Linked DNA regions of Homo sapiens: region 1 is linked to region 2. The links are chromatin loops, found by intact Hi-C in ENCODE. Cell type or tissue: endothelial cell of umbilical vein. All regions are shown on one strand. Links, peaks and the distances in the headings refer to the core of each region. The heading gives the core; the rest is flanking DNA. Region 1 overlaps P4HA1 (prolyl 4-hydroxylase subunit alpha 1). Region 2 overlaps MCU (mitochondrial calcium uniporter).

The links. A loop is a pair of places that touch in the nucleus more often than their neighbours do. Peaks named below come from ENCODE experiments on the same cell type or tissue, not always from the same donor. Only the 100,000 strongest peaks of a DNase experiment are listed, where the experiment ranks them.
Region 1: a loop joins it to region 2, with 9 times the contacts of the local background. A loop is called at or near these places in 2 of 110 quality-filtered maps.

What each region holds. Positions count from the first base shown.
Region 1 is chr10:73,035,592-73,051,995 of GRCh38, reverse strand. It overlaps P4HA1 (prolyl 4-hydroxylase subunit alpha 1), which reads left to right. Exons shown (of 15, transcript NM_001017962.3): 7 at 747-943; 8 at 4,895-5,071; 9 at 6,945-7,015. Among named protein-coding and RNA genes, the nearest start is that of P4HA1, 53 kb to the left of the region's middle. In endothelial cell of umbilical vein, for the core only: no CTCF peak of the experiment used is centred there; a DNase peak (open chromatin) is centred at 7,395; H3K27ac peaks cover 1,971 bases.
Region 2 is chr10:72,882,612-72,897,734 of GRCh38, reverse strand. It overlaps MCU (mitochondrial calcium uniporter), which reads right to left. Exons shown (of 8, transcript NM_138357.3): 7 at 13,353-13,469; 8 at 10,041-11,990. The coding sequence ends at 11,913. OIT3 (oncoprotein induced transcript 3) reads right to left here and starts at 3,996. Exons shown (of 9, transcript NM_152635.3): 1 at 3,876-3,996. The coding sequence starts at 3,936. RefSeq lists an enhancer at 10,430-10,724. In endothelial cell of umbilical vein, for the core only: no CTCF peak of the experiment used is centred there; a DNase peak (open chromatin) is centred at 10,604; H3K4me3 peaks cover 176 bases; H3K27ac peaks cover 1,847 bases.

The DNA.
Region 1 (16,404 bases), core at 3,844-11,843, 160 kb before region 2:
CTGTGGTAAAGGTTGCTTTTGAATTGCTTATCCCCTGTCTTCCTCATGTGATTGTTTTTCTGTCTTGGAAAAATCTTTTTCATTTCTTAAAATAAGTAGGATGAGTAAGATTTTAAACTTCATTTGACATCAAATTGAACTTAGTTCCTTTAGCTGATTAGTAAATTCTCAAAGTAAAAGCACCAGTTGCCACCTTTAAATAAATAGCTGTTTCTGTCTCCAGAACTGTCTTTTTTGAGACAGGGTTTCACTCCTTTTGCCCAGGCTGGAGTGCAATGGCATGATCTCGGCTCACTGCAACCCCCGCCTCCCGGGTTCAAGTGATTCTCCTGCCTCAGCCTCCTGAGTAGCTGGGATTGCAAGCACCCACCACCACGCCCAGCTAATTTTGTATTTTTAGTAGAGACGAGGTTTCACTATGTTGGTCAGGCTGGTCTCGAACTCCTGACCTGAGGTGATCCACCCACCTCAGTCTCCCAAAATGCTGGGATTACAGGTGTGAGCCACCAGGCCTGGCCCAGAACTGTTTTTATATAGGTGACTATATGTCCTGATTTACTTGGGGGCAGTAGTAACTTATACCTATTATTTTGGTATAATAATTTTTATTAGTGCCTCCTTTCACTCACAACAGCAACCTGGTTTGGAAGATAAATTATAATGTCTCCTATTTTTATATTACTATATTCTGATGCTTGAACAAGCATGAACTTACCCATGGACATGCTTTGTTTCTCTTCTAATAGATCCTGAACATCAGAGAGCTAATGGTAACTTAAAATATTTTGAGTATATAATGGCTAAAGAAAAAGATGTCAATAAGTCTGCTTCAGATGACCAATCTGATCAGAAAACTACACCAAAGAAAAAAGGGGTTGCTGTGGATTACCTGCCAGAGAGACAGAAGTACGAAATGCTGTGCCGTGGGGAGGGTATCAAAATGGTAAAGTGGAAAAGCCAATTGTGTGTATGTGAATGTGTGTGTGTATGTGTTTGTACACAGTTCTGGAGAGAATCAGTTATTTTATATTTAAGCCTATGTGATAAAAATCAGAATGACTGCATAAAATATTACAGTATGTCAGCTTAGGCAACATAGACCCCATTACAAAAAAATTTAAAAATTAGCTGGGCATGCTGGTGTACACTTGTAGTCTTAGCTACTCAGGAGTCTGAGGTGGGAGGATCACTTGAACCAGGAGTTCAGGGGCACAGTGAGTTATGATTACACCACTGCACTCCAGCCTGGGCTACAGAATAAGACCCTGTCTCTAAAAAACTTTTTTTTTTTTTTTTGAGATGGAGTCTCACCCTGCCACCCAGGCTAGAGTGCAGTGGCATGATCTCGGCTCACTGCAAATTCCGCCTCTTGGGTTCAAGCGATTCACCTGCCTCAGCCTCCTGAGTAGCTGGGATTACAGGTGCCCGCCACCATACCCGGCTAATTTTTGTATTTTTAGTAGAGATGGGGTTTCACCATGTTGGCCAGGCTGGTCTCAAACTCCTGACCTTGTGATCCACCTGCCTTGGTCTCCCAAAGTGGTGGGATTACAGGCGTGAGCTGCTGTGCCCAGCCTAAAAAACTTTAAAAAAAAAATTACAGTATACCATTCTCTCTCTGTGGGTGCCACATTTAATATGTTCCAATTATTAGTAAAATAGCTTTAAAATAAAGCTTGTGAATCATATACTATTACATATGTTTGGGGCAATATTACCTTTTTCATTTGATCCTTCCAGGGTGAAGGATCAAATAAGTTTAAAGGAAGTGATAGTTTTTTTTATATTTAATGCAAGAGAGATTTCAGCAGTATTTTTTTTTTTTTTTTTGAGACAGAAACCCACCCTATCACCCAGGCTGGAATGCGGTAGCGCAGTCTCGGCTCACTGCAACCTCCGCCTCCTGGGTTCAAGCAATTCTTGTGCTTCAGCCTCCCAAGTAGCTGGGACTACAGGCATTCGCCACCATGCCCGGCTAACTTTTTTGTATTTTTAGTAAAGACGGGGTTTCCTTATGTTGGCCAGGCTGGTCTCAAACTCCTGACCTCAGGTGATCCTCCCGCCTCGGCCTCCTAAAGTGCTGGGATTACAGGCGTCAGCCACCACACTCATCTGTTCAGCAGCCTTAATTAGAGACAATAACACTACTCTGTGCATCTTATGAGATACAACAGATTCATCTATACAATAATCCCTTGTAGTTTTGCTCCTAGTTAATCTTCACAAGATTGCTTAGTGAAATGCTTTAGTCTGTTTAATACTGAAAATGCAGAAAGTTTTCAACAGATTTTGTCTTTAATATTTCTTTAAAATATATCTATAAATATTACTTTGTTTATTGTATATGTATTTATAACTCAGAATTCCAGTTCTATAGATGTTAATAGATACTAGGCCAAAAGCAAAAAGAACAAAGTCTGGGGAACATTTGTTAAACAAAGTTGAACATAGGTTTTTGTTTAGCCTCAAAACTTCTCAGAACCTTTTTATGATAATGTGCATTGTGATATGATATACATTCTTTCTCAATATTAATTGATTATGGAACCTTTTGAAAAGGAATTTCATGTGGTATTAGTTTTCAGTTGAACACAGGCTTGCATAGAAGGAGTTAGTGAATTTTTGGAGTAAGTACTTTTAGGTGTAAACATTTGAAAAGTGTTTAACATTTTCTTTACTACTGGTAAACTCAAGCTGGGCTTTGCATTTCGATATTGATGACTGTTGACAGCTTAACCACTAACAGCAAAGTATACAATACGTATGGTGACACTTTCAATAGATAGGTTCATGGAGTCCTAGGAGGACATGCTTGAGCTAATGAGTAAATACAAAGATGGTGACACTGTTAGACTCATTATTTTCTTTTTTTTTTCTCTGAGACGGAGTCTCGCTCTGTTGCTCAGGCTAGAGTGCAGTGGCGCCATTTCGGCCCCTGGGTTCACGCCATTCTCCTGCCTCAGCCTCCTGAGTAGCTGGGACTACGGGCGCCTGCCACCACGCCCAGCTAATTTTTTGTATTTTTAGTAGAGATGGGGTTTCACCTTGTTAGCCAGGATGGTCTTGATCTCCTGACCTCGTGATCCGCCTGCCTCGGCCTCCCAAAGTGCTGGGATTACAGGCGTGAGCCACTGCACCTGTTCCCTCATTAAACATTTTCTTTTCTGTTTCATTACTAAATATTTTAGTATGTATCTTTTAAAGATACAAATTCAAAATAACTACAATACCATTATCACCTAAAAATTCACAAGTTTTGTAATATCAAATATCTAGTGTTCAAATTTCCGCAGTAAGCAGAAATTTTTATTGCTCTTAATAACTCTTAAGGAACAAAATAAAACTGTAGATATAAAACAAAGAGTCTGCTAATTTCCCGGTTTGTTAATGTAACACATACTCAACTTTGCCTAAGATCAAAAGAACATTCTTGCCAGGCACGATGGCTCATGCCTGTAATCTCAGCACTTTGGGAGGCCAAGGTGGGTGGATCACCTGAGGTCAGGAGTTCAAGACCAGCCTGGCCAACATGGTGAAACCCCATCTCTACTAAAAATACAAAAAGTTAGCCGAGCATGGTGGCAGGGGCCTGTAATCTCAGCTACTTGGGAGGCTGAGGCAGGAGAATTGCTTGAACCCAGGAGGCAGAGGCTGCAGTGAGCCGAGATCAAGGCATTGCAGTGCAGCCTGGGTAACAGAGCAAGACTTTGTCTAAACAAAAACAAAAACAAAAAATTCTTTTTCTCAGAATAGCTACATTCATCTCATCATTATATAAAAGACTTACTAAAAATTAAAGCCTTGGATTTGACTCTAGGTAAAGTGCATGGAGAATAAACATGAATCATTATTTGTTTTAGTATACTATTAGTATAATAATTGAAACAGACTACTCATATTCCTGCTTATGTGACATACTTGTTTTTGTTTTGTTTTGTTTTTTTGAGACAGCTTCTTGCTCTGTCACCCAGGCTGGAGTGTAGTGGCATGATCATGGCTCACTGCAACCTCTACCTCCTGGGCTTAAGCAGTCCTCCCATTTCAGCCCCTCAAGTATGTGGGACTACAGGCAAGTGCCCTCATGTCCGGCTAATTTTTTAAATTTTTTGTAGAGACGAGATTTCGCTGTGTGACCTAGGCTGATCTTGGTCTCCTTGGGCTCAAGTGATCCTCCTACCTCAGCATCCCAAAGTGCTGGGGTTATAGGCATGAGCCACCATGCCAGGCCTGACATACTTGTTTAATTAAGAGAAGTAGGCAACAAAATAACTTATTAATATAATACATAGATGATTGAAGGGAATTTGTTTTGTTGACTGCTCTATTTTTATACTGCCTAATAAAAGCATCTGGGATCTTTGTTTAATAACTTATTTTTTCTTTTTCAGAGCTATCCATTTTTTATTTTGCCCTTAAAAAAATTCCTTTTTTTTTTTTTTTTTTTTTGCCACAAGCATTTAACTGTGAGGTATTTAGGAAAACCTAGTTTTTTTTTTCTTCTAGAAACTTTTTGTCTCTGGGTGCTTTCCAGTTACTTTGTGCCATTTAGAGCAATGCCAGGCATTCATTTAATATTTTCATAAACATGGCTTTTTTTTCATATTTAAACATTTGAACTTTATTTTGATGAGTGAAGGGTTAAAAGAGATACACTACCTTTCTCCTTATTTAAGACCTCGCCTCTCTCACCCAGAAAATAATCATTAATACTGTATTTAAAATTCTGAACATCCTGTTTGAGGCAAAATATTTGCAGAGTACTGCTTCTTTTGTATGTTTTTCCAGAGATACTCTGTATATGCAAGCATGATTATTGTCTCTTATCTGCATAGGAATAGATATTAAAAGTATTATTACTGTAATATATTCATCATATTCTTAACTTTATGTTTAGACCCCTCGGAGACAGAAAAAACTCTTTTGCCGCTACCATGATGGAAACCGTAATCCTAAATTTATTCTGGCTCCAGCTAAACAGGAGGATGAATGGGACAAGCCTCGTATTATTCGCTTCCATGATATTATTTCTGATGCAGAAATTGAAATCGTCAAAGACCTAGCAAAACCAAGGGTAAATAATGTTTTCTTTCTTTCTCCTCAATTTACTGTACCTTTGTATCAATTTTTCTTTGTAAAAAAATAGGATAATTGATATACGAATAATGCCACAGATTTTTTAAAGATATTTTGCCTCAGCATAATGGAGTTACTAATGATGCTGTGTTTATGCCAGTTTTTCCATTTGTTATCAACACAAGTAATGTACCCTTAACTGGGTTTTAAGCACTGAATTATGAAAATTATTGTGAGATTTTTATTCACCATTAACAAATTTGTGTTTCACTGTCTTCCTGATAAACTTTTCTCTGTATTTTGGAGTCTTTTAATCTCAGAGGCTACTCAAAGCCCAGCTTTTTCACTTCTGTATTTTTACTGAAAGAATACCGTGGAAGTATTTTTATTCCCTTTTAGGCACATTGTTACTATTATAAAAAGATATAATTGGGCACAAGTATTATGTTAATTTGAAATGGTGATAGTTTTCTGACTTTAACCCACAGAATTTATCTTAAAAAGAAAAAGAATCTAACGTAAACCCAATCTATAAGCTTAGTGTTGAGCATAAAAACTCTTTAGTGAGAATGTGGAAAAGACTACCCTTTATGCTCTTGCCTTTTCCCCCATCAGCTTGTTCTTAAAACATATTTGGTCTTCTTGATAGTAAAATACAAGCTGCCATCACTTTCATAAAGAGATTGTTGAATAAATTCTAGGCATGCTTTGCTGTCTTACACAGGAGTTGGCAGATTTTTTCCATAAAGGTCAATATTAGATATTTTTTAGGCTTTGGAGGCCATATGATCTCTGTCATGACTATTTAGTTCTGCCATTATAGTGCAAAAGCAGCCAAAGAAAATATGTAAATGAAAGAGTGTGGCTATATTACAGTAAAATTTTATTTCCAGTGGCAGGTAGCAGGCTGAATTTGGTCTGTGGCCATAGTTTGTTGACCCTTATTATATCAAAGGTTTGAATTATCTGGATATCTATACTACAAAATGAAGTTAGAATTTCTTTTAGAGTTTTTCTGCTTCTCCAAATTGGTGGTTTTTTTTTTTTTTGGCCAAAGATTACATTATAAATGCAAAAGACTGGTCTAACATTAATATATATTATTGGTGCCATCCAAGGTAATTAATTCATTTCAACTTGGAGATCAAGTTATATTCTGGAGATTCCTCAATTTGGATTGTTTTTGATCAATAAATTTAATGGCAATAAAATTTCATGCTCTCACAACCTCAGAATCATCGTTCCATTAAAAAAAATTGAAATTATTATCTAGGCGGTCACCTCTTTCTTGCTGTTTTTAACATTTATGAGCTCTTTTCCTCTGCCTTTGTTCTCAGTCCAAGATTATTTCACTGTATATGTTAATGAGAGTGGCTATCTTGAAGGGACAAAAGATTGACCTTAAAATGAATTTTAAACATTAACCTGTGCAAACAGTTCCATCACTAAAAAAAATTAAAGTCAAAGGTTTTGGAATGGATCATTAATTGCAAATAGGCATTCTTCTTTTTTTCCCCTTCTCTCCCCACCCCCAGATGGCTATTTTAACTGTAAATTAGACTTCAAATTTTAGATATGTCTCTTTTTCTTACTGTCATGTCCTTTCACCATTGAAAGAAATTTAATTTCCAATCTCTTTTGTTTGTATGTCCTCCATCTATGCAAAACAAAAAATTGAAGAAAAAAAAAAAACCCCAAAAACCTAAAAAACTAACTGGCTTTCAAGGCTCAGCACAAGGTGACTGGAAGTGTATGGAGTTATTTTCTCTTTTTAGCCTCCTTTGTAAAAACCCTGGAATTCTGACTGGTTGGGTAAATGTGATTCAGTTTTTTGTTTTGTAATGCAACTATTTTGATGGTTGGCTTCACAGCTGAGGCGAGCCACCATTTCAAACCCAATAACAGGAGACTTGGAGACGGTACATTACAGAATTAGCAAAAGGTAAGAGATGTGTATGCTGCATATTTTGCCCTCTAATGAGTGTTTTATACATCTTACAGGAATTATTCATTTAAGGAAAGTGGGTCATTTTCAGTCACCAGCTCAAGTCACCACCCTGTATATAAACAGGATAACGCATGGATAAACTGCTTTGTGTTTCACAGGTCTTTCTCCTTCACTAGAAGTTCTGTTTTTAACCTTTAATTGGTATGTTATTTTTAGGGAATTAATATGCTTTTTATCTTTCTTCAGATCAGGTGTCAAATATCCAGGAAGTGGCCTGATACTTGTTTTCTTTTTCCCTTTTGTTGCCAAAGGGGGAAATAAAGCAGCAGCCTCCTGAATCTGGGAGTAGTAGTCTTCACCTATGCAGTTTTCTCATATTCATAAATGCTGCGGTGATTCATATCCTCCTTCATGGTGATTACGTTGGCATTTGTTCATACATCTTGTAAAATAACATTGTCATTATGTAGTAATCTGTATTCCTCCTGTTTGAGTTTTTTATTTAAAAAAATTCGCTGACTCAAAAGTTGGCAGTAGGAAGAACAGAGTTACGCTTCTGAGCTCTGTCTTCCAAAAATTAGTTGTAAACTTAGTTGCCTTTTACTTTGCCAGAGAGATTTAAAAACAGTTTTATCTCAGTGAGAGGTTTGAAAAATGAATTTAAGGAGTCTACTATTTTTTTTCAAAATATTTAAATAACTTCTAGATCTGAGAAAGTTTCTGTGAAACCCAGTGCTATAAATCATTTACATACAGCTTCAAATGATTTTTTGTTTAAAAAAAGTGAAAGGACAATAAATCTACAACAAAAATCTGTCAACTCATTTTCTCTTGATTTGGAAGTGGCTGTTCTTACTGCCACTTTTCTAAATGTTTTTGTGGATTCGAGACCATTACCCACCATCCAGACCAATCTGAACCCTTCCAATCACCTGTGGCTTGGCAAAACAAAACAAACAAAAAGCCCAAAATTGCCTGCTACTGGAGTAAGTCCTTGTCCTTTCTCTTTTTTTGTAGCTGAGCCGAGCTACAGTACATGACCCTGAGACTGGAAAATTGACCACAGCACAGTACAGAGTATCTAAGAGGTAAGGGAGTAATGGAGAGAACTTTAGTCATATTTGGACCATTTCTTTCTTGGGAATCTAATTTTCTGAAAACTCATGATATAGTTTCTAAGACCTAGGTGGTTAGGCATAGATGTTTGATAATATCTGTGCTGGAGTTTTCATGACGGACTAATAAACATGGTTATGGGGCAGTTAATAGGGGTTTTCCAAAGTAACATTAACTTACATAATGTCTGTTGAGGCTCCCCAAACTTTGATAAGTGAAATGTGTTCTCATATTGAACTAAGAGAAGTTCCCAAATTCCCTTCATTAAACAAGGCCTCTTTTGGACTCTGCAGTAAAGCAGGGGTTTAAAAATCTCAGGGTCACCTAGTAGCTGCAGGTATTGCGTAAGTAAGTGCCTTTATAACAAAGCCTTTGCAAGTTCCTTGCTTTTAACAGTGTTTAAAGATAATCTTATTAGGTTATTAGTTGATTGATCACTAAAATGTTTTTTAAAAAGAGCTCACTGTGTAACTTAGAGCTCACAGAATTGGGTGACAGTATTACAATAGAACTCCTTTTCCATCTACTTGTGAAGGTTTCTCGGCTCTCATGAAAATAGAAATATCTTTGTGCTGAATTTTTATTCTAACAAGTAGAATATTTATCCACAGACACAATAACTAATGAAATATAACAAACATAAGCCCCATCCATCTCATTAGGAACATCTTAATACATTTTCACTTGTTTATACTTGATAATGATTGTTTAGTCATGTTATTTAGATTAACAAATGTGAATAATAATTATAGTAACAATCCAGAAGATACTATCTTTAACACAGCCTTTTTATAGGTCTTTAACACAGGCTTTTTGTTTTAGGAAATTCATATTTTTGTTAATTGTATAAATATTTTTAATATAGATAAGTATAATGTGATAAATAAAAGATTTTCAGGCATAAAAATGTGTCACTGTAGGACAAGGTTTCTTAACCTTATCAATAGCACTATTGACATTTTGAGTCAGATAATTCTTGTTCTTGGGGGCTATCTTCAGCTTTGTAGGATGTTTAATAGCATCTGTGGTTCACTGGATGCCAGTAGCACCCTTCCTTAAGTTGTGACAATCAAAAATGTCTCCAGACATTGTCAAATGTCCCCTGATAGGTAAAATCCCCACCACTACCTCTAGTGACTCCACCCCTGTTGAGAATTAACTGTTCTAGGATAAGAATGGAATGAAACTATAACATCAAGAAAAAAAAAAAAGATGTAAAATGTCCAAGTATTAAAAAATATTTTGTTCACATATTTTAAGTGGATGATGGTGGATATCAAATCATTATGGTATTTAGATTCCAGTGGATACATTTAAAGTAATCATTTTTTAGAAATTACCAACGTTTTCAATATGACAATTCAATCATTCGAAACTAAATTATGAAAAAATTTAGTTGTCAACTAAAAAATTTATGCAAAGGCAAACATAGATTTTAACAGGCATTTTAGGAGGTACTCAGAGAAATTTTGAAGATTACTGCTGTCTTCAAAAAGAAAAAGATTAGGCTGGACCGAATGTGTTGATTCAGCATTTCCTTTTTCTTTTTTGGGCAGGACCATATGCCTTTTATATATTAACCTTAAACGTTACTATACACGTCTTGGTTTCTTGTCTCTGCTGTATAACACCACCTGCCCTTTTGCCCCAGTAAGAGAGAAAAATTTTTTTTCTTGCCTATCACTAGCTTCATAGCTGAGACCCCTATAACAAAAGACAGATTAACAAGAGAAAATCATACAAATTTATTTAATACAAAATTTACTTGACAAGAAGCCTTTAGAAATGAAGACCGCAGCCTGAGCAACATGTTAAAACCCCAACTCTACAAAAAATACAAAAAAAATTAGCCAGGTGTGGTGGCATGTACCTGTAGACCCAGTTACTTGGGAGGCTGAGGTGGGAGGATCACCTGAGCCTGAGGAGGTTGAGGCTACAGAGAGCCACAGTGAGCCATGAGCATGCCACTGCACTCCAGCCAGGGTGACAGAGTAAGATCCTGTCTCAAAAAAAAAAAGAGAAAAGAAATAGAAAAAAATGAGAACCCAAAGAAACAGGGAAACCTGTGTATTTTTATGCTAGGTTTGATGAGTGGATAGTCATACAGAAGTATGATGAACAAAGGGGATATGATCTAATGGTAATAAACTGGGGGAAACTTAGCAAAGCCTGTTTGTTCACATACCTCTTGGTATCTCTGTGTCTCAGGATAAGGATGTTCATTTCTTCCAGGTAGAGAGAGGATACTTCTGGATTGAAAGTCTTATACTACTTTAGAGGAAGGTCAGAGAATTCTTTTTTTTTTTTTTTGGGGGGGGGATGGAGTCTTGCTCTGTCGCCCCCAGGCTGGAGTGCAGTGGCGCAATCTTGGCTCACTGCAAGCTCCGCCTCCTGGGTTCATGCCATTCTTCTGCCTCAGCCTCCTGAGTACCTGGGACTACAGGCGCCCGCTGCTGCCCGGCTAATTTTTTGTATTTTTAGTAGAGATGGGTTTCACCGTGTTAGCCAGGATGGTCTCGATCTCCTGACCTCGTGACCCGCCTGCCTCGGCCTCCCAAAGTGCTGGGATTACAAGCATGAGCCCGTGCCTGGCCTAGACAATTCTTTTATAGCCTGCTTAAGGGGAAAAGAGTGGGAGAAGGTCAGAGAGACCTGCTTCTGCTCAAATGCTACAGTGCCATATTTTGGGGTTGAGTGTCCTGAACCCCATTAGAAGACATGAAGAAAATTTAAATTTGCCATAATATGATTTTCATTTTAATCACAGGAGCAATTATCCTTAAGGAACACTAATAGATAGTAAGGATTTGCAGAAACTAATTTGCATAGACATGTTTTGAGATATGATTTACAGTGCTTCTGAACATTGCAATTAACCCGATTTTTACATTAAGCTAATTTTCCATTCTATTACAGAACCTAATTCATATCTACAAAAAACCCCTTCTTTAAAAAAAATAAAAATTAAACTGTTAACAGATTTTATCAGATTATTGCATGGTTTTACACATTTTTTGTCATAAAGTTTGTAAATAGCTAAATCCTCTAGATTTGCATGCTTCTAGGAAGCATATAAAACAAAATTACGGCCAGGAGTGGTGGCTCACGCCTGTAATCCCAGCACTTTGGGAGGCCAAGGTGGGTGGATCACAAGGTCAGGAGATCAAGACCATCCTCACAAACATGGTAAAACCCCATCTCTACTAAAAATACAAAAATTAGCTGGGTGTGGTGGCGCGCCTGTAATCCCAGCTACTCGGGAGGCTGAGGCAGGAGAATGGCTTGAACCCGGGAGGTAGAGATTGCAGTGAGCCGAGATCATGCCACTGCACTCCAGCCTGGCGACAGAGAGAGATCCATCTCAAAAAAAAAAAAAAAAAAATTCATGAATTCGATGTTTTGGAAGACTGTTTGTTTTTGGAAATTTTCTATGTATGCAATGACCCTTTTGAAGAAATATCCAGCCCACAGTCAATGGACTGTTGCCAATAAATCAAAATAAATCACTGTAGGAAAGTGATCTATACACTTAAAAAAAAAAACTAAATATTGCTAAACATTTCAAACCTATTTTTTAAATATTCTAACTTTGTAGCTCTTAAGCAGTTTTATTGGATTTTTGAGAAAGGTACAACCATACTTACATATTATAAATGATAGCAGAAGGTATTTAGCTACTAGCATTAGAAGGCCGGGCATGGTGGCTCATGCCTGTAATATCAGCACTTTGGGAGGCTGAGGTGAGAGGATGGTTTGAGCCCAGGAGCTTGAGACCAGCCTGGATAGTATAGCTAGACCTTGTCTCTATTTACAAAAAATTAAGAAAAAAATTAGCTGAGAGTGATGGTGCACGTCTGTAGTCCCAGCTACCCAGGAGGCTTAGGTGGGTAGATCACTTGAGCCTGGGAAGCAGAGATTGCAGTGAGCTGAGATTGCACCACTGCACTCCAGGCTGGGTGACAGAGCAAAAACTCTGTCTCAAAAAAAAAAAAAAAAAAAAAAAAGGCCATCTCAGTTGCCAAATGGAAGAAAATTCGTGTTCTGATGTCAGTTAATTTAATCCCTTGTAGCCTGGGAACATCTGTATTTTGAATGATTTAGAAAGGAATTTCAAATATCTGTATTTAGAGAACTGTCTAAGCGATGACATCACTTTCAGTGGAAGTAATAATTTGTTCCAGCATTTCAGCAAATAGAATTTTTTTGGCAAAATATTTTTGGAACTCCTTTAGTATTTAAAAAACATAAAACAGGCGGGGCATGGTGGCTCACGCCTGTAATCCTAGCACTTTGGGAGGCCCAGGCGGGCAGATCCCGAGGTCAGGAGATCGAGACCGTTCTGGCTAACACAGTGAAACCCCATCTCTACTAAAAATACAAAAAAATTAGCCGGGCATGGTGGCGGGTGCCTGTGGTCCCAACTACTGGGGAGGCTGAGGCAGGAGAACGGCAGGAACCCAGGAGGCAGAGCTTGCAGTGAGCTGAAATTGCGCCACTGCACTCCAGCCTGGGCAACAGAGCGAGACTCAAAAAACAAACAAACCCATAAAACAAAAAAGGCTTTTTTTTTTTTAAGAGGCAGGGTCTTGCTCTGTCATCTAGGCCTAAGTCCAGTGGCATGATCATAGCTCACTGCTCCTTCCAACTCCTGGGCAGAAGTGATCTTCCTACCTCAGTCTCCCGAGTAGCTGGGAATACAGGTGCTCACCACCATGCTTGGATAATTTTTAATTTTTTATTTTGTAGAGACAGGGTTTCACTATATTGCCTAGGCTGGTCTCAAACTCCCGGGCTCAAGTGATCCTCCCAGAGTATTGGTATTACAGGCGCGAGCCATTGCATCCAGCCAAAAAAGGCTTTACTTATGTTACTGACAATCTGTTAACTTTTGGCAAGTCATCTCTGTCTTTTCCACTATTAAAAAGCAAATAAAGGCCGGGCACGGTGGCTCACGCCTGTAATCCCAGCACTTTGGGAGGCCGAGGCGGGCGGATCACGAGGTCAGGAGATCGAGACCATCCCGGCTAAAACGGTGAAACCTCGTCTCTACTAAAAATACAAAAAATTAGCCGGGCGTAGTGGCGGGCGCCTGTAGTCCCAGCTACTTGGGAGGCTGAGGCAGGAGAATGGCGTGAACCCGGGAGGCGGAGCTTGCAGTGAGCCGAGATCCCGCCACTGCACTCCAGCCTGGGCGACAGAGCGAGACTCCGTCTCAAAAAAAAAAAAAAAAAAAAAAGCAAATAAAAACCCTAAGAATTTACTACAGCTTGTAAATGAAAAAGCTAATAATTTTGGGTAGATCAGAGAAATGGAATTTGAAGTTTTTGAAATGTAAACATTCAGTTTTGTGCTCTGAAAAGATAGTTAAGTGAACTCATAAAGTCTAGTTAAAGTAATATAAATAATGACCTATGCAAATAAACAATAATCTGTTTAGAGTGGTAGAAAAGCTTTTTTGATTCTGGTGGGAAAGTGATTTTCATTTTTTTACTCTGAAGTGATGATTTCCTACAATACGGTATTTATGATATCATGAATGTAACATGATATATATGTATATGTGTGTATTTATTTATTTATTTTATTTTACTTTATTTTCTTTCGGAGACAGGGTCTCACTCTGTCGCCCAGGCTGGAGTGCAGTGGCACAGTCATGGCTCACTACAGCCTCCACCTCCCAGGCTCAAGCAATCCTCCCACCTCAGCCTCCTGAGTAACTGGGGCTACGGGTGCACACCACCATGCCCAGCTAAGTTTTGTATTTTTGTAGAGATGCGGTTTTGCTTTGTTGCCCAGGCTGGTCTTGAACTCCTGGGCTCAAGTGATCATCTCACCTTGGCCTCCCAAAGTGCTGGGATTACAGGCATGAGCCACCATGTCTGGCCTTAAATATATCATAAATATGTTATTTAGGCTTAAGATTTTGTTTACCCTTGTTACTAAGGAGCAAATTAGTATTAAAGTATAATATATATAAACAAATACAAAAAGTTTTGAGTGGTTCAGCTTTTTTATTTTTTTTAATGGCATAACTTTTAACAACACTGCTCTGTAATGGGTTGAACTGTGGTACTCAGACTGAGATAACTGAAATGAGTGGATGTATAGTGTTATTGCATAATTATCCCACTATGAAGCAAAGGGACTGGATAAATTCCCAGTCTAGATTATTAGCCTTTGTTAACCATCAAGCACCTAGAGAAGAATTATTGGAAATTTTGTCCTCTGTAACTGGCACTTTGGGGTGTGACTTATCTTTTGCCTTTGTAAAAAAAAAAAAAAAAAAATATATATATATATATATATATATATATATATATATATATATATATAGTGGTTTTCGATTAGCTAATCATAGAATATTCTTATGTGTGTGTCGGGTTAGAAGAAGGTAGTGATCATGTTCAAATTACATTACTGACATTTTTCTTTGGAGCTTTCCTTACTCACATATTAGAAGTGTAGTTTTGCAGTGTGAGAATGTTGCTCCCTTACTCTGCGCATTCTAGTGGTATTTTACAAAATCATGAAGTTTTTTTTTTTTTTTTTTAACAGCGGAAACTCAGTAGAAAGGAAAAAAGCATAGAAATGTTACTCTAATTGAATGCACAGCTTTGGCTTCAGGTCCTGTCATTAAGGCCAAAAGGAACATACTTTGGGCTATTTAATTTTTAATGGAAAAAAAAGGACACATATAAAGTTATCTGAAGAAATAGTTCTTTTTTCTCCTGGCACTAAATTGTGTTTTATGGGGAAAAACACTGTATAATTAGTTGACATTTTCAATTACAGTTATACAAAAGATAAATGATCTTCAAATGATTTTTCCTATTAAATGCTATAACATTAAAAAAAAATCCCAACTCAGTTAAAGCACTGGGTACTAGAAAGCAAAACCTCTGGATTTCTTATGATTTAATCTAACACAGGAATAAGACTTCCAGGTCCTAGAAGAATGGACAGTTAACATACATTACAGTATAATGGTCTCCACTGAATTTTAGTAATGTTACAATGTAAATTCAGAGCTGAGTTTTTAGATAACCTATTATGTCTATAATAATGTCACTGAAGACAGATTAGCAGTAATTGTTAAGGATGGGATCCAGATGAGTAACTTGAAGATAGTTCTTAAACTAAGGAAAGTCTTAATGTATTTTGGGCCAGGTGTGACGGCTCACACCTGTAATTCCAGCACTTTGGGAGGTCAAGGCAGGTAGATTGCTTGAGCTCAGGAGTTTGAGACCAGCCTGGGCAACATGGTGAAACCTCATCTCTACAAAAAAATACAAAAATTAGCCGGGCGTGGTGGTGCATGCTTGTAGTTCCAGTTACTCCGGAGGCTGAGGTGGGAGGATTGCTTGAGCCCGGGAGGTAGAAGTTGCAGTGAGTCGAGATAGCGTCATTGCACTCTAGCCTGGGTGACAGAACCAGACTCCATCTCAAAAAAAAAGGGAGTGTTACTATATTTTGGAGGGGATTTTACATGAAAGTCAAATTAAATGAAATAACTTCCCATGCATCAGTAGAATTCATTTTCCTCTGTAGTGACTACAACAGAACTACAATTAAGATGACAGTTTGACAGTTATTTTTTTTTTAACCTACAATCAACATTGGTTTTAACTGCTAAGCCTCAAACCCTTCATCAAGATTTTTTTTTTTTTTTTTGAGACGGAGTTTTGCTCTTGTTGCCCAGACTCGAGTGCAATGGCGTGATCTCGGCTCACTGCAACCTCTGCCTCCTGGTTCAAGAGATTCTTCTGCCTCAGCCTCCCAAGTAGCTGAAGTTACAGGTGTGCACCTTCACACCTGGCTAATTTTGTATTTTTAGTGGAGGCGGGGTTTCACCACGTTGGTCAGGCTGGTCTCGAACTCCTGACCTCAAGAGATCCACCCGCCTCAGTCTCCCAAAGTGCTGGGATTACAGGCGTGAGCCACTGCGCCTGGCCGAGATATGTTATGATATAACAAGAAATGCAAATAAAAACTTAAAAAATTTAAACCATTAAAATATTTTTGCCTTGCTAAGATTGACAAAGAATAAAAGGATTGAAACTGGCAAGGGTTTTATGAAATGGGTAGGTGTAAATCATTGCAACTGTTTTGGAGGGAAATTTGACATTTATCAAAATGTAAAAGTCATTTAGCAATTCCACATCTAGGAATTTATCGTACAGAGATACTCCCACAAGTGTGCAAAGATATAGCATTTTGTTACAATATTGTTTATAACAGAGAAAAATTAGAAATAACCTATTATTTAA
Region 2 (15,123 bases), core at 7,124-15,123:
AGTTAGCTTCCAATCCTTGGAAATTTTCAAAAAAGTATTTGGCTGGCCATTTGTAAAGATTATAGGTGGAATTTTGCATTATTAGAAAGTTTGACTTGATCAGGAATGTGTAAAAGCTCATTCCACTGAAAAGAAAAAGGCCTCGGGCACATGTCACCTACTTTGAAATACAGAGTATACTAGCATGTTGTTACCAGAAATATTCTCAAAGTGAATTTTGGTATATATTTTACCAGCTTATTGAAAATACCAAGAACTTTGTGTATTCACAGTTAACCATGGCATTACTATCCTAGCTGTCATATAGCCAAGTTTCTCAGGCATACATATTTAGTGCATAAATTACAAGGACAAATATCTCAACCAAAACATTTTATTGTATGTCATGAAAACATTGGAAAACAACATTTTGGCCAGGCACAGTGGCTCACACCTGTAATCCCAGCACTTTGGGGGGCCGAGGCGGGTGGATCACCTGAGGTCAGGAGTTCGAGACCAGCCTGGTCAACATGGTGAAACCCCACCCCTACTAAAAATACAGAAATCAGCTGGGCGTGGTGGCACGTGCCTGTAATCCCAGCTACTTGGGAGGCTGAGGCAGGAGAATTGCTTGAACCCGGAAGGTGGAGGTTGCAGGGAGCCGAGACCACACCATTGCATTCCAGCCTGGGCAAGAGAGTGAAACTTCGTCTCATAAATAAACAAACAAACAAATAAATAAATAGAAAAACAACATTTTAATGACTAAAGAACCAATATCTCCAATATTCTCATTGCTCCCCTTAACTCCAGGGAAACTAATTAATGAATCAACATAGGTAAATTGTCCTTATGAAGAATCTATGAAACCAAGAAATTCTAGAAAGGAACATTGGCCAGAGAGTACTATATTATCCTTCTTAATGCACATGAGGTTGACTTACGTAACTGATATCATAGGCAGGAAATTCACATTAGGGCCAATACATTTTGTGGGCAGGGAATTCAGTATTAGCAAATACTGCACAAAAATTAAATATGAATGGGCCATGATCACCAAATCTAACTTGTCTAGAAAATACTTTAGATTTTTCCAATCTACATATCCACAATTCAAAGTTAAGTTTACTCTCTAAACTTCAGTCACATGTAGAGAAAAGTGTAGCCCACTGCTAATGGCCTCCAAGAAAATATGACAATGTAAGACAAGAAATAAGTGGGATATTGCATTTTCTGGAAATAACACGCAGGGTTGCAAATGGCAGAAACAACCCTCTTTCTTTAAAATGCCCCTTATGTATCTCGGCTGAACCCTAGACCATAATCCTTTGAGGGGAAGAAATATCCTCAGATTCTTTCTCCCATCAAAAGGGACAAATTTCTTCCTCCTTTGCTCTCCCAGCTGTGACTTTTTCTTACAAATAAGGTTTCCAGAGCAGTTTCACAGGTGATTACAGAGTCATAGAAATATTTGATTCCTCTCCCTGGCTCTAATTTTATAAGAAATGGTTAGATACTTAACTTTTAATCGCTTCTACAGAAACTCCTAAACCTCTCTCAGTAACTATTTCCTTATTTATAAAGTTTTTCCTTCAAGTTAAATGTCATTTCTTGGGCTGTTTGCTAAAAGTTCACTTCCTCCCCTGCTGTAGGGGAGATAGGGTATGAGGAGGAAAAGTTTATCTACCATCTTCTATAACTAATTAAATAATACATATATATTTTTAAAAGTTAACCATCCAATACTTTCTGACATTTAACGTACCCATCCCACTCTACCCCCTTTTAAGGCAGCAATCCAATCTAATAATCTGGCCACTGGTCTTATATCCTGTTTTTAATCTCAGCGTGAAGCCCAGAATCTGGTATTGCGCACATTCATCCTAAAATGCTGATCTATACATCTCAGTGCGAAGGCTTCAAAAAGAACAGCTTCCTGGCCTGCCAGAAGCTCCTCAATGGTTTGCTAAGATGCCCACTTGCCAGCTGCCCCTCTGCTGTCTTCCACCAGGACCACGCAGGGCCAAGGGCAGGGAACCATGTCTGCGTCCCCACCCTTTCGCCCCAGGGTTGAGTCCTCCAACCCTCCAGGTCCTATCCGGCAGACAGCCGCCCCTGAATCACAGCCCCTTTTCGACCCTGTGCCTGAGCTTGGTCGGGAAGTGCCCCTCCTTTCCTGCTCCATCCTCTTCCATCCTCCTCCCTCATCACCCCACTTTGCTTCCCCCTTTCTCATCCCTTCTTTTCCTCTTCTCTCACTTCCCCTGTCCTCTCAGGGCAAACACCAGCTCTAGTTCCCAAAGTTCCCCCTTTATCATGCTTCTGGCATTGAGCCAAATATCATCCTTGAGGAGCTGGGGGTTGGAGGAAAAGATCTGGGAAGGGCGATGGTATATGGAAAGAATGGGGAATATAGGAGGTACTAGAGGGAGAATAGGTAAGGAGAAGGGTGGGAAGAAAGGGGAGTGGAGATTTTCGGGAGGACAACTTTCTGAGCGACCCTTGGGTTAGTTATTGGCAGCAGATAGGGGGTGATTAATGACAGGTAGCTCAAGCATATTTTTTGGAATAGTTTTGGATTTACAGCATAATTGAGATGATAGGACAAAGAGATCCCACATACCCCACACCCAGTTTCCCTTGTTATGACACGTTACCTTTAGCCATACATTTACCACACATTGGCATGGTACCTTTGTCACATTAATGACCCACTATTGATACCTGATTATTAACTCAAGTCCACACTTATTCAGATTCCCTTAGTTTCCACCCATATCTTTCTGTTCCAGGATCCCACATTACCTTTAGGTGTCAGGTCTCCTTAGGGTCTCAAATCACCATTTTTATTTTTATTTTTATTTTTTTGAGATGGAGTCTCCCTCTGTTGCCCAGGCTGGAGTGCAGTGGTTCGATCTCGGCTCACTGCAACCTCCACATCCCGAGTTCAAGTGATTCTCCCGCCTCAGCCTCCCAAGTAGCTGGAATTACAGGCATGCAACACCATGACCATCTAATTTTTTTGTGTGTATGTATTTTTAGTAGAGACGGAGTTTCACCATGTTGGCCAGGCTGGTCTTGAACTCCTGACCTCAGGTGATCCACCCGCCTTGGCCTCTCAAATGCTGGCATTACAAGTGTGAGCCACCGTGCCTGGCCACAAGCCTATTTTTAATGTGTATCCTTTCAGGTACTAGAGCAACCATGAAGAAATAAGCCAGGGTCAATTAGATACTGAGCTACTCAAAAGTGTCAAGAAGGATGGTTCTCTCCATCTCACCCCCACCCTCTGTTCCAGTTAGTACTCACATTCTACTAGAAAAAGATGCAAGAGAGAAATCTGTTAGTAACTGGAATTGAAACTTTTCTTTGCCTGACTGGCCAGTTTTGCACCAAGCCTGAGGAGGGAGACAATTTAAGATTCACTCGATCTGTGCAAAAAGTCTTATTTTCTGACATAAAGACTAATGAGTTTGGTTTATCCAGATCTGTGCCCCCCATGGCAACAGAGCTTTCAGTCCCTTGCCTTCATTAAAGAAAAATTCTATGCTCAACTTTAATTTTTTTTTTTTTGGCTCTTCAAGTTGGAACTATAAAGTGCCTAGAACACAAAGAAGATAGAATTATTTTTACACATACTCCAGGAACTCTTTAGCTAGTGAAAGCTGTGGGATATGGCAGATCCATGGAAATTTTGGAGTCCAGGCAAGAGGCTAAATGGAACATGTAACAGAAATTCTCGGGAAATCTATTTTCAAGGATTATTAGGGACTTTTCTTACAAGATTCTAGAGCTAGCATTTAAGGTACTGGAATCTAGTTCTTAATCATCTGTACATTATAGCAAATTGCCACAACAAAAAGTGCATTGTGCCAAGTTCTTGACATGAGACTCACCCACGGGTGACACGGAGGTGCCTGTGATGAAGAGGCAGGTGAGAAGCAGGAATGGAGGCATCCTTCTGGACCAACTGCCAGAAACACTGGAAAATCCTCTTAATACTGGTGTTCCTTTGTCCCCTTCTCTTTCAAGCACTTTTTTTTTTAAGGCCTCTAGGCTCTCACGAGAAAGACTTTATCAGCACTGGTAGGGGCTTTATCAGAGGAAGAGGATGAGGATGAGTGGGATAAGGTGTCCACAGCTCTGGCCTTGGCCCCAGAGAGAAGCACTGCTTTACACTGTCAACAGGGTTCCTTTATTAATAGTTTTCTTTAGGAAAAAAAAAAAAAAACACAACTCACAATCCCTCATCCTCCTATTGTTTTCTCTCAAGAATTCCCTGCAATGAAACCCCAGTATCTTATCCAGAAGGGAATTCTAAATGAGGGACATCCCTTCACGTCAAATTCTTGCTTTGTGACTTCTAGGAATTGATTTCACAATGTTGCAGCCATAGCACTGCACACTAAACGAGAATGGATGAAGCCAAATCACTGCAACTGTCTTGGTCAGATGGTTGAGGAGCTTATAATAGCACACAAAACAAAGTAGTAAGGACAGGTATGAGACAAGGACAGTATTCTCTTGAAATAAGCTCCTGAGTTTGTTTTATTACGGTCTTTGGCCTCAAAACTTCTGAAAGAAACAAGGTTTAAATTGTGTTTTTACTAATTCAAGCAGCAATACCTCATATTTTTATTGTCTTTACTCCCAAAATTAAAAAATGGTTTAATGTTATTTATTTCACTAATTCTCACATTAAGATGGGGTAGGAGCTTAAAATTAGAAACTACTCATTAAATTAACACTCTGGAAAATTAAATGTCAAAATTTCCTGAAGTTTCACTTTTAGACAAAGGAGAGAAAATGTGCTTCTTAGCACAATTTTTTTTTTCAGACGGAGTCTTACTCTGTCGCTCAGGCTGGAGTGCAGTGGTGTGATCTCGGCTCATTGCAAGCTTCGCCTCCCGGGTTCACGCCATTCTCCTGCCTCAGCCTCCCAAGTAACTGGGACTATAGGCGCCCACCACCACGCCCAGCTAATTTTTTTGTATTTTTAGTAGAGACAGGGTTTCACTGTGTTAGCCAGGATGGTCTCGATCTCCTGACCTCGTGATCCGCCTGCCTTGGCCTCCCAAAGTGCTGGGATTACAGGTGTGAGCCACCGAGCTCGGGCAATCACTGGTTTTTGACAATGACAAAAGTACACATGGTCTCCAGAAGCACAGGGTTTATGGTCAAGCAAGGGGTTTCCATTGATCTAAAATTGTAGTTAGCTACTTCATTACTAACATCAGTGGGACACAGGCAATTTGACCATTAACTTATTAAGTTGTGGTTTGATGGCAGCAATGGATGACTCTGCTGTCTCATTGCAGGATAGTGTTGCTAAGTATCAGTGCTTTAAACAGAAAAAACAATCCCCCACAACTTCCTGCGCCTAGGAAGCCATCTGAGGGCTTCATATGTGTTGCAGAGAAACAGAGGACGTGTGCATGAGATAAACCCAGACTTGTTGCCAGGATTGATTGCTGGAGTCAAGGACTTTCACCAGATAGCCTTTGGTTCTGTAAACAAGAATTCCCAGGATGGTAAGATGTTTTTTCCCCCTTATTTCTATTTTTTCCTTTTTAGTTGACCTGCTCTTTCATTTTTTACTTTTTATGATGAAAAATTTCAAATATATATACAAAAGTATAAAGAACAATAATGAACACTCAGCTATAATAATTACTAACATTCTATCAATTTCATTTACATACCAGTATGCATTTCTAACACATTGTATTTTTTTACATAATCATGATGCTTTTATTACAACTATGAAAATTAGTAATAATTCCTTAACTCATATCCAATCCATATTTAAATTGCTCCAATAGTTCCAAATATTCCTTTTATTGCTGGGTTGAGTCAGGATCCAAACAAGATTTATATATTGCATTTTGATTGTCACTTAAATTTATTTTTATCAGCTGGGTGCAGTGGCTCACACCTGTAATCCCAGCACTTTGGGAGGCCAAGGTGGGTGGATCACCTGAGGTCAGGAGTTCGAGACCAGCCCGGCCAACATGGTGAAACCCCATCTCTATTAAAAATGCAAAACTAGCCAAGTGTGATGGTGCACGTCTGTAATCCCAGCTTCTTGGGAGGCTGAGACAGGAAAATCACTTGAACCTGGGAGGCAGAGGTTACAGTGAGCCGAGATTGTGCCACTGGACTCCAGCCTAGGCAACAGAGGGAGACTCCGTTTCAAAAAAAAAATATATATATATATATATATTTTTATCCATAATGGTCTTCCCCCCTTCCTTCCATTTGTTGAAGAAACCCCATCATTTGTCCTACAGAATGTTCCACGTTTTGGGTTTGGTGAATTGCTTCTTTGTGGTGTCTTGTAGTCTTTCCTCCCCCATATTTAATGTTAATGCTTGTTCATATGTTACAATTTTTCTAAATTATGTGCTATTAGAATTTAAAAACAAAAATACTCTGGTGACATTGAGAGAATTTAATGTACAGAAGGCAATGCTAGAAATAGACCAGTTACGAAGAGGATAAATCAGTCTAGGATATATCTGAGCTAGAGTAACAATTTGAGAGCTACCAACATATAAATGGTAATTTAAATAGGGGAGAGGGGTGAGATCACACCCATGGAAAATGGGGTCCAAGATGGAACCTTGGGGAAGCCTAATATCACAGATGTGGGCAGAGGAATAGGACGCTGTAAAGGAGACCAAGAAGTAGTCACAGATTTACGAACGGAAACCCAAGGGTGGAGTCACAGGAGCTGAAGTTCAAGGAGGAGGGGTTGCTCAGTGAATGATGCATTTATAAAATATTAACATTTATCAAATAAGTATTTTTTTTTTTTTGAGACAGGGTCTCACTCTATAACCCAGGGTGGAGTGCAGTGGCGCAATCTCAGCTCACTGCAGTCTCTGCCTGCGGGGTTCAAATGATTCTCCTGCCTCAGCCACCCAAGTAGCTGGGATTACAGGTGTGCACCACCATGCCCGGCTAATTTCTGTATTTTTAGTAGAGATGGGGTTTTGCCATGTTGCCCAGGCTGGTCTCGAACTCCTGAACTCAAGCTATCCACCCACCTTGGCATCCCAAAGTGCTGGGATTACAGGCAAAGTAGGTAATCTTATATTCAGTAGGATTCATTAAAAATAACTTACACATTTATCCTAAGGAAATATCACAAGCGCACCATGGGAAATAAGGAGCTTGGACTCATTTGGGAGAGCAACAAACAAACGTTGGCAGTGATAAAACTGAATTAAAACTCTGAAGAGTTTCGGTGAAACTGAGCTCTAAAATCTAAGAAGTCCCATTTTTCTGTGAAATCTTTCCAGATAGATTTAAAAAGTCAACCTATTTGTATTTGTTTTTGAAAGCATCCACCATGTGCTTACCACTGCACCCTGACAAGCAGGATACCACATTAGTGTTAACATCACCTCTGGTTACATCTTTTCTACTCACCAGTCACCATGCTCAGCAGTCCTCCAGCCACTCAGTCTGGTACTTGACCACAGGATGCACTGAGGAGTTGTGATGTAGGCGCCATCTCTGAGCCTCAGTTCCTTTCTCTTTAAAGTGATGGTTCTCATCAGAATCACCAGGAGGGCTTGTTGAACACTTGGCTCCACTCCTAGTTTCTGATCCAAAGGGGACCGGAGAACTTGCATTTCTAACAGCTCCAGGAGATGACATGCTGCTGCTCTGGGGACCATGTTCTGAGAACCCTTCTACTTTTTCCACCTCTAAAGTCTATGCTTCCTCAGCAAAACTGCATTACTTACACTCAGTAATAGATTTGACACTATCATTATTTGCCTCTAATCCACTATGCTTTTTTTTCTCTATTGTGGTAAAATATACATAAAATCTATCATTTTAACCACTTAAGTGTACAGTTCAGTGGCATTAGGTACATTCACATCGTTGGGCAACCATCACCACCAACCACCTCCAAAACTTTGTCATCTTCCCAAACTGACACTCTGTATGCATTAAACAATAACTTGTCATTCTTCCCTCCCTCACCCCGGCAGCCACTATGTTACTTTGTGTTTCTATGAATTTGACGAATCATGTAAGTGGAGTCATACAGTAATTGTCCGTTTGTGACTAGCTTGATTCATTTAGCATGTGTCTTCAAGGCTCATCCTTGTTATGGCATGTGACCCAATTCCATTCTTGTATGGCTGAATAATAATCAGTTGTGTGCACACACCATGTTTTGTTTATCCATTCATTTGTTGGCGGACACTCAGGTTACTCCTACCTTTTGGCTATGGTGAATAACGCTGCTATGAACATGTGTGTACACGTTTGTCCCTACTTTCAATTCTTTTGGACATATGCCCAGAAGTGGAATTGCTGGATCATATGGTAATTGTTTCACTTTCTGAGGAGCCACCATAGGAACCATTTTTCACAGGAGATGAACCATTTTACATTCCCGCCAGGAGTACCAAGGGTTCCAATTTCTCACCAACGTTTTATTTTCTGCTTTTTCTGATAATAGCCATTCTGATGGGTGTGAAGTGGTATTTCATGGTAGTTTTACCTTTCCTTATTAGTGATGTTGAGCATCTTTTCATGTTTATTGGCCATTTATATATTTTCTTGGAGAACTGTCCAACTCCTTTGCCCATTTTTTAATAAGGTTTCCTTTGTTGTTCACTATACTTTAAGCTTGTCCTACCCATGGTTTGCAGGCCGTGTGCAGCTCAACACAAATTCGTAAACTTTCTTAAAACATTGAGGGTTTTTTGTGTTTTGTTTTAGCTCATCAGCTATCATTAGTGTTGGTGTATTTTATGTGTGGCCCAAGACAATTCTTCTTCTTCCAGTATGGTGCAGGGAAGCCAAAAGATTGGATACTCCTGCTTTAAACTTCAAATTGTAAGCTCCTTAAAGGCAGGAATCATGTTTTCATTTTCCTTAAAAAACCTAACCAAAACAAACACAACCCTGCAAAGCTTAACAGAATGTGTGAAGTATGTAGATACCATTTGTTGAATGCAAAAAACGACTTAATATTTTCAACCTTGTAAGAGTTGAAGAAAGAAGGAGGAAACACAAGAAGTGGCTCAATAGTCAAAGACAGGTTTATTTTGGGGAGTATTCTGGCTGATTTCAATCAGGAGCATTCTGTCTTACAGACTGAGGGTACTTAAGGGTTTAGCAAGGGAGAGCTTATCGCATGCTCGGAGTGTTTCTGGGTGGAGGAGAATTTTATTTCAAGGGTGGAATGTCTGTTCGGAGGGGAGGTTATCTCGGGGCTGGGATGTCTCTGGTCAGAGGGGGCTTTATCTCAGGGTTGGAAAGTTTCTGGTCTAAGGTGTCATTTATGGTTTATGGTCATGCTGACATTAGCCATTAGGCTGATGTTTTCTGGGCTGGATTTAGGCGGTTTTTAATTGGGAGAACTTAAAATGGCAGTGCTTGTCCAAGATGGCGATGCTTCTGCTCTGTCAAACCTTACCTTCTTACACTTTACATGGGGGTAAGGGTTGTCTGCGTTAGGCTGCTGTAAGCTGCCAGAAGGCAGGACCACAGCTACAGAGGCTCTTTGAACAGCACCTCATATTGCACTCCAGCAACCAGATATTTAATACAAGTTTTTAAATATGCCTGTGGTGATCTTGGCAGCATGTGATATTTCCTGTTTGGCTACCACTGTAAATTTGATACAAACTCTGAAAATAATGAATACTTAATTTTGGTGCGTCTTTGAACAATTTTCTTGAGTCCAGGAGCCCATAGCACTGGGCAATCCAGGTGATCTGATACCACAGAGATTTTTCCTGTCAATCAGGAGATGAGGATTCAGGCTCACTGAGACTGCTGCTGCTGACTTTATTAACGGTTGTACAGGTCACTCAACCTCTTGGTGGCTCTGGAAAATTAGGAAAATACTGATTATCTTAGGTTCAGGAAGAACTAGTGAAATGCCTATTTTTGAAATATAGGCTTAAGGAAGAGCTTAATTTGATAATGATATTTTTATAAAAATGAATTTTAGAAGTAAAAAACTTCCCACCTAGAATCACAGGAAATGTAGTTTTTCTGGTTTTGTTTTAAAGAATGAGATGCTATCGTTCAAAAATTGAATAAGTATTTATTGTTCCAGAAGGTACATTGCTTTTTATACATATTTCATAAATGATACAGGATTTTACACATGTTCAATAGTTTGCTATTTGTTTAAAGAACTTTTCTCCATGTCCTCCCTCCCTTGCTTCCCACACACCCCAAAAAGATTTGCTCGTTGCACTGTGCTGTTTCTTCTTAAAAACCCTATGCACAAACAGGATAAATGGGTTAAAAATAATTCACACAACTTAACAAAAATAAATGAGGGAAGGAGCTGACGACTGGGGGTGGTGGAGGGAGAAGGAAGTGGGCGGAGGGTCAGGAAGTGGAGACATGCATCCTTTCATTCCGTCATGCCAATGAAAGGGGTGTTGGCAGGAGTAGCAGCAGCAGCAGCAATCCTGGCTGGCCTTCAACCTTTGCAAGGCACCTGGAGTCTGGGTTTGTCATTTAAAGTTTTTCTTTTCATACACAATGATCCCAAAGGAGGAAGAAAAAGAGAAAGAAACTCCTTGCCACAATGAGGAAGGATGAATCACGTGAAAGAAAAGGCCAATCAGTGGTGTGGCAGCCCCCATCATCCTTTCCATCCTGCCCCTACAGCAGTTAAAAACAGGATATTAGACACAGATTCCTTTGACTCTTCAAGCGCAGATGTCATCTGGAAATATGGTAGAAAATGTTTTGACAAAGTATAAGATTAATTCTCTTTCTCTCAATTTAAGATAAGAAAAAATAGGGTGAAGAGAGTGGGCTTGAAGGAAGCCCTAGAAATGTATTCCTATATAAAGATAAATTGCACCCTTTGAGATCCACACACTTGATTTACAACTGAAGTTGTGGAGGTGGGAGGGCTCACAAACAGTGTGGAAGTGTGTGTCCTTCGAGATGAACAAAGCCTCCAGACAAGGCAGTCCCATCTGGCTGGCCTGGAATGCTGTCACACAAAGCAGATTAGCAATAAAATTATTCTGGTTGAAATGGCTACAGAGCCATGATTCTTAGCCAATTTGTAAACCTTACATCTTCCTGATTTGGTAGTACAGCTGAACACCCCCTTTCCCTCTGATTTGTGTTCTGGAGGGAGAGGGGATTATCAATAGATAAGTATATAAAGGAGGGCAATTATTCCTCCTGTGAAAGACTAATTAATAAAACAAAACAAAACCAACAACCTCATGCAGTGTTGCCAGTGATTTTTAGACACTGATCCAGAGCACTGGGATATATAGACATTTAAGAAGGTATTAAGAGATAATCTAAAGTGTCAATTATTAAACAGTTATAAGTTGGTTCCAATTATCAAATGGAAAAAATGAGTGTAACCAAGAGGTACAGGTAGGTGGTCAGTAAAGGGATGCTGGAAGGAAAGATTCCTGGTAACTCTGCAGAGACTGGGTCCAATTTAAAATAAATGCTAATGATATTTTAGCATATCATGAGAATTTGCTTTTCTAGTATATTTATTTACTCCTATGTCAAAAATAGGGACAGTTAAATTAAAAACAAATAGAGTCGAGTGGGGTGCTGGTGTGTTACTCTTTTGCTGACTCTGCAAAGAAGATGCAAGAAACGAACACCCCCAGCATTGTTTTCTCTTTATGAATCTCTCAACTATATAACTGCATCATTTTCATCCAGAAACTGAGATACTTGGTTAAGACAATATTCACTAAGCCCTTTGAGCTTATATTCCACAATGCCTGATCCTCAGGTTTTAACATTCCCTTCTTCCCTCAGATCCTTTCTGTTTTTGTTTTATAATTAAAGGTAAAAACGCTCTACCCCCCACATGGCTCCCAGCTTCCACCTGCAATGCTTTAATTAAAAAGGCAAACAGGTGTTCCTTCTGCCAGGATTCAGAGGCTTTTTGCAGATCAATCTTTTTCACCAATTTGTCGGAGAGGCAGATGTACTTGTAATGGGTCTCTCAGTCTCTTAAGGTCCATTTCTGCCTAAAATAGAAACAAAAGGTGAGAAAACTGGCTAGTGAAGCTTTCAATGATATTACTGTCTACCAAGAAAAGGAAACTGTTCTCCATTACTATAAGTCAGAGAGATCATCTCAATAACTCTCAAAATAAGAGTGCCTTGAAAGACAAAGCATTTTAACTCACGGCATAGGACAACAAAGGGTGAATCCAAAATGGAAGCCATCCTTGGCAGTTTCAGCCCTCAACAAAGCCTCCAGAAAAATCAGTGCTATCAACAGGGTAGGACTCAGAGGCTAAGAATGTAAGGAGCATCTGAGACATACATCTTGATGGTGTTTCTCCAGTGAGAAGCCCTTTCACAAGGGCTAAGAGCCAGAACTTTATGCTACTCAAGATTTTAGTTATTTATCCAGTACCTGTTTAAGTTTTTACTTAGCCAGTGAATTTTGGAACAGCGTGTGTAGTCAACTGTAGTACTTTCAAAACTCACACATGCTTGGACTTCACCCGGGAGGAGCTGGACTAACGAGCAAGCCTAGGGTGAGACTGAAGCATCTGTACTTTTAACAGCTCCAGGCATGATTCTGATGTATTCCCTCCAGTTTAGAATCACCATACATAGCAAAGGAAGACAGAACTCCACTTAGGCCAAAGCAGGAAGATGGATTAAGCCTATTCAAAGCACAACCCTATCATCAAGAAGAGACAGGAAAGGCAGAGAAGAGCAACTAAACATTAAAGAGGATGGAAAAGCTTCTAGAGATTGCTGAAAAATCTCTAAAGTCACAAAGACTACAGAGAAAAGGAATGAGGGTTTATTCACCAAAATCAAAGATAACAGAGTGAGGGAGGCACATCCAGAAATTTGAAAGAGGTAGCTTTTATGAAAAATAAAATATATCAATCTTTTCCAAGCATCTTCTAGTTTAATAATCTCTAAACTGTCCCTGGCAAAGATCTCTAGCAGTCTTTCCCTCTTACCTGGGTTTTACTTTTCCCCACTGCTACCACACATTTTTGTGAAAAATCTTAGATAAATTATTACAGAAATAATCAAAAAGCAGAGGGAAAAGTAGAAACAGACAACTACAAAGAAATAAAATGAAAAAAAAAAAAAAGTAAAAGTAGGCCTAAAAATGTCAATGTGCTAGTGTTAACAGGATGGAGCAAACACACCATCTTCTCACTTGCTTTTTATAAAACTTTCTAGAGAAATGTCCATGCCTAAAATAGTTACTGTAATCAACTGAGGAATAATTTATACAGGAAGAAGAGGGTTGGAACATTCCTTCAGTTTACTCATTTGAAGAACCGTGGCTGTGGATAATAATAATAACCATGCAAGATAGGGCTGGGATTTATTTTAATTTTTGTAAAACTTACCTGAGCAATTGCATCCTTGAGTTGATTGTATTTCTCTAGGTCAAAACGTGACTTTTTGGCTCCTTTATGGAAAAATAGTAAGTATTGTCTGTCTCTGGCTTCTGGATAAACATATTCCTAAAAAAATGAAGAAACGGAATTATCAGTCCTTAGCATACTATCTTCACAAAATATTTACTAACTGCTGCTTAGATTCAATACATATGTATGCGTGTGTGCTGACATGTGCTGTGTTAAGTATTTAATCACCACCTGAACATTTCTACTGTGAAACATACAGAACAGTACACACAAAATGTACATCACAGTGAATCATCACACAATGAACATGCTACTCATCACCAGGTTTTATAAAAATAGAACTCTGCCAACAATCCAGAAACTCCCTCTTGCCCCTTCCCAATTACTCATATCTCTTTCCCCCAAAGTAATCACTCTCTTGACTTTTATGGTAATTGTTTTCTTATTTTCTTTATAACTTACCTCCTTAAGCATGTATTCCTAAGTTCCACAACTTAGTTTTACCTGTTTTATGAATTTTATGAAGATGGAGTCATACAGTATATATTTATATGGCTACCTTCACTCAGTATTAGGTTTGTGAAATTCACCTTTTGTGTGTAGCTGCAGTCTATTCATTTCCATTATATTATATTGTGTGACTTCATCATAGTTTATTTAACCATTCTACTATTGATAAGCTTTTGGGTTGTTTCCGTTCTTACTAATAATGCTGCCAAAAGCATTTCTGGATTTATCTCTTCTGCTGGAGATATACCTAGGAGTGGAAATCTTAGATCACAGGGTATGCATGTGTTCAAATGTAAGCAGTGATGATAAACAGTTTCCAAAATGGTTGTACCAATTATACTTCTATCAGCAGGATTATGAGGTACCACCATTCCACACCCTTGCCAATACTTGATATTGCCAGTTTAAAAGACGTTAGCCATTCTGCTGTGTATGCAATACTGTCTCATTTTTAAAAAAAGCTTTATTGAGATATAATTCACATACCATACAATTTACTCAAAGTATAATGCTCAATGGTTTATAATATAGTCACAGAGTTGTACAATCATTACTACAATTTTAGAACATTTTCATCACCCCAAAAAAGAACTCCATACCTTGTGACAGTCAAGTCTCCTCTCCCCCCAAACCCCCAGTTCTAGGCAGCTACTAATCTTTCTTCTGCCTCTGTAATTTGTCTATTCTGGACATTTCATATAAGTGGAATCATACAATATGTGGCCTTTTGTGTCTGGCTTCTTTCACTTAGCATAACATTTTCAAGGTTCATCCATTTGTGGCATGTATCAGTATTTCATTTCTTTTTATTGCCAAATAACATTCCATTAATAGTTATCGGGGAATCTGCCCTGATAGTCACGTAGGTTCTTTTCTATTTTCCCTAAGCGTTGGCCAGTTTGAGAAATAAAGGGACAGAATACAAAAGAGAGAAATTTTAAAGCTGGGCATCCGGGGGGGACATCACATGTCGGTAGGTTCCGTGATGCCCCACAAGCCGCAAAACCAGCAAGTTTTTATTAGGGACTTTCAAAAGGGGAGGGAGTGTACGAATAGGGTGTGGGTCACAGAGATCACATACATCACAAGGTAATAGAATATCACAAGGCAAATGGAGGCAGGGCGAGATCACAGGACCACAGGACCGGGGTAAAATTAAAATTGCTAATGAAGTTTCGGGCACCATTGTCATTGATAACATCTTATCAGGAGACAGGGTTTGAGAGCAACTGGTCTGACC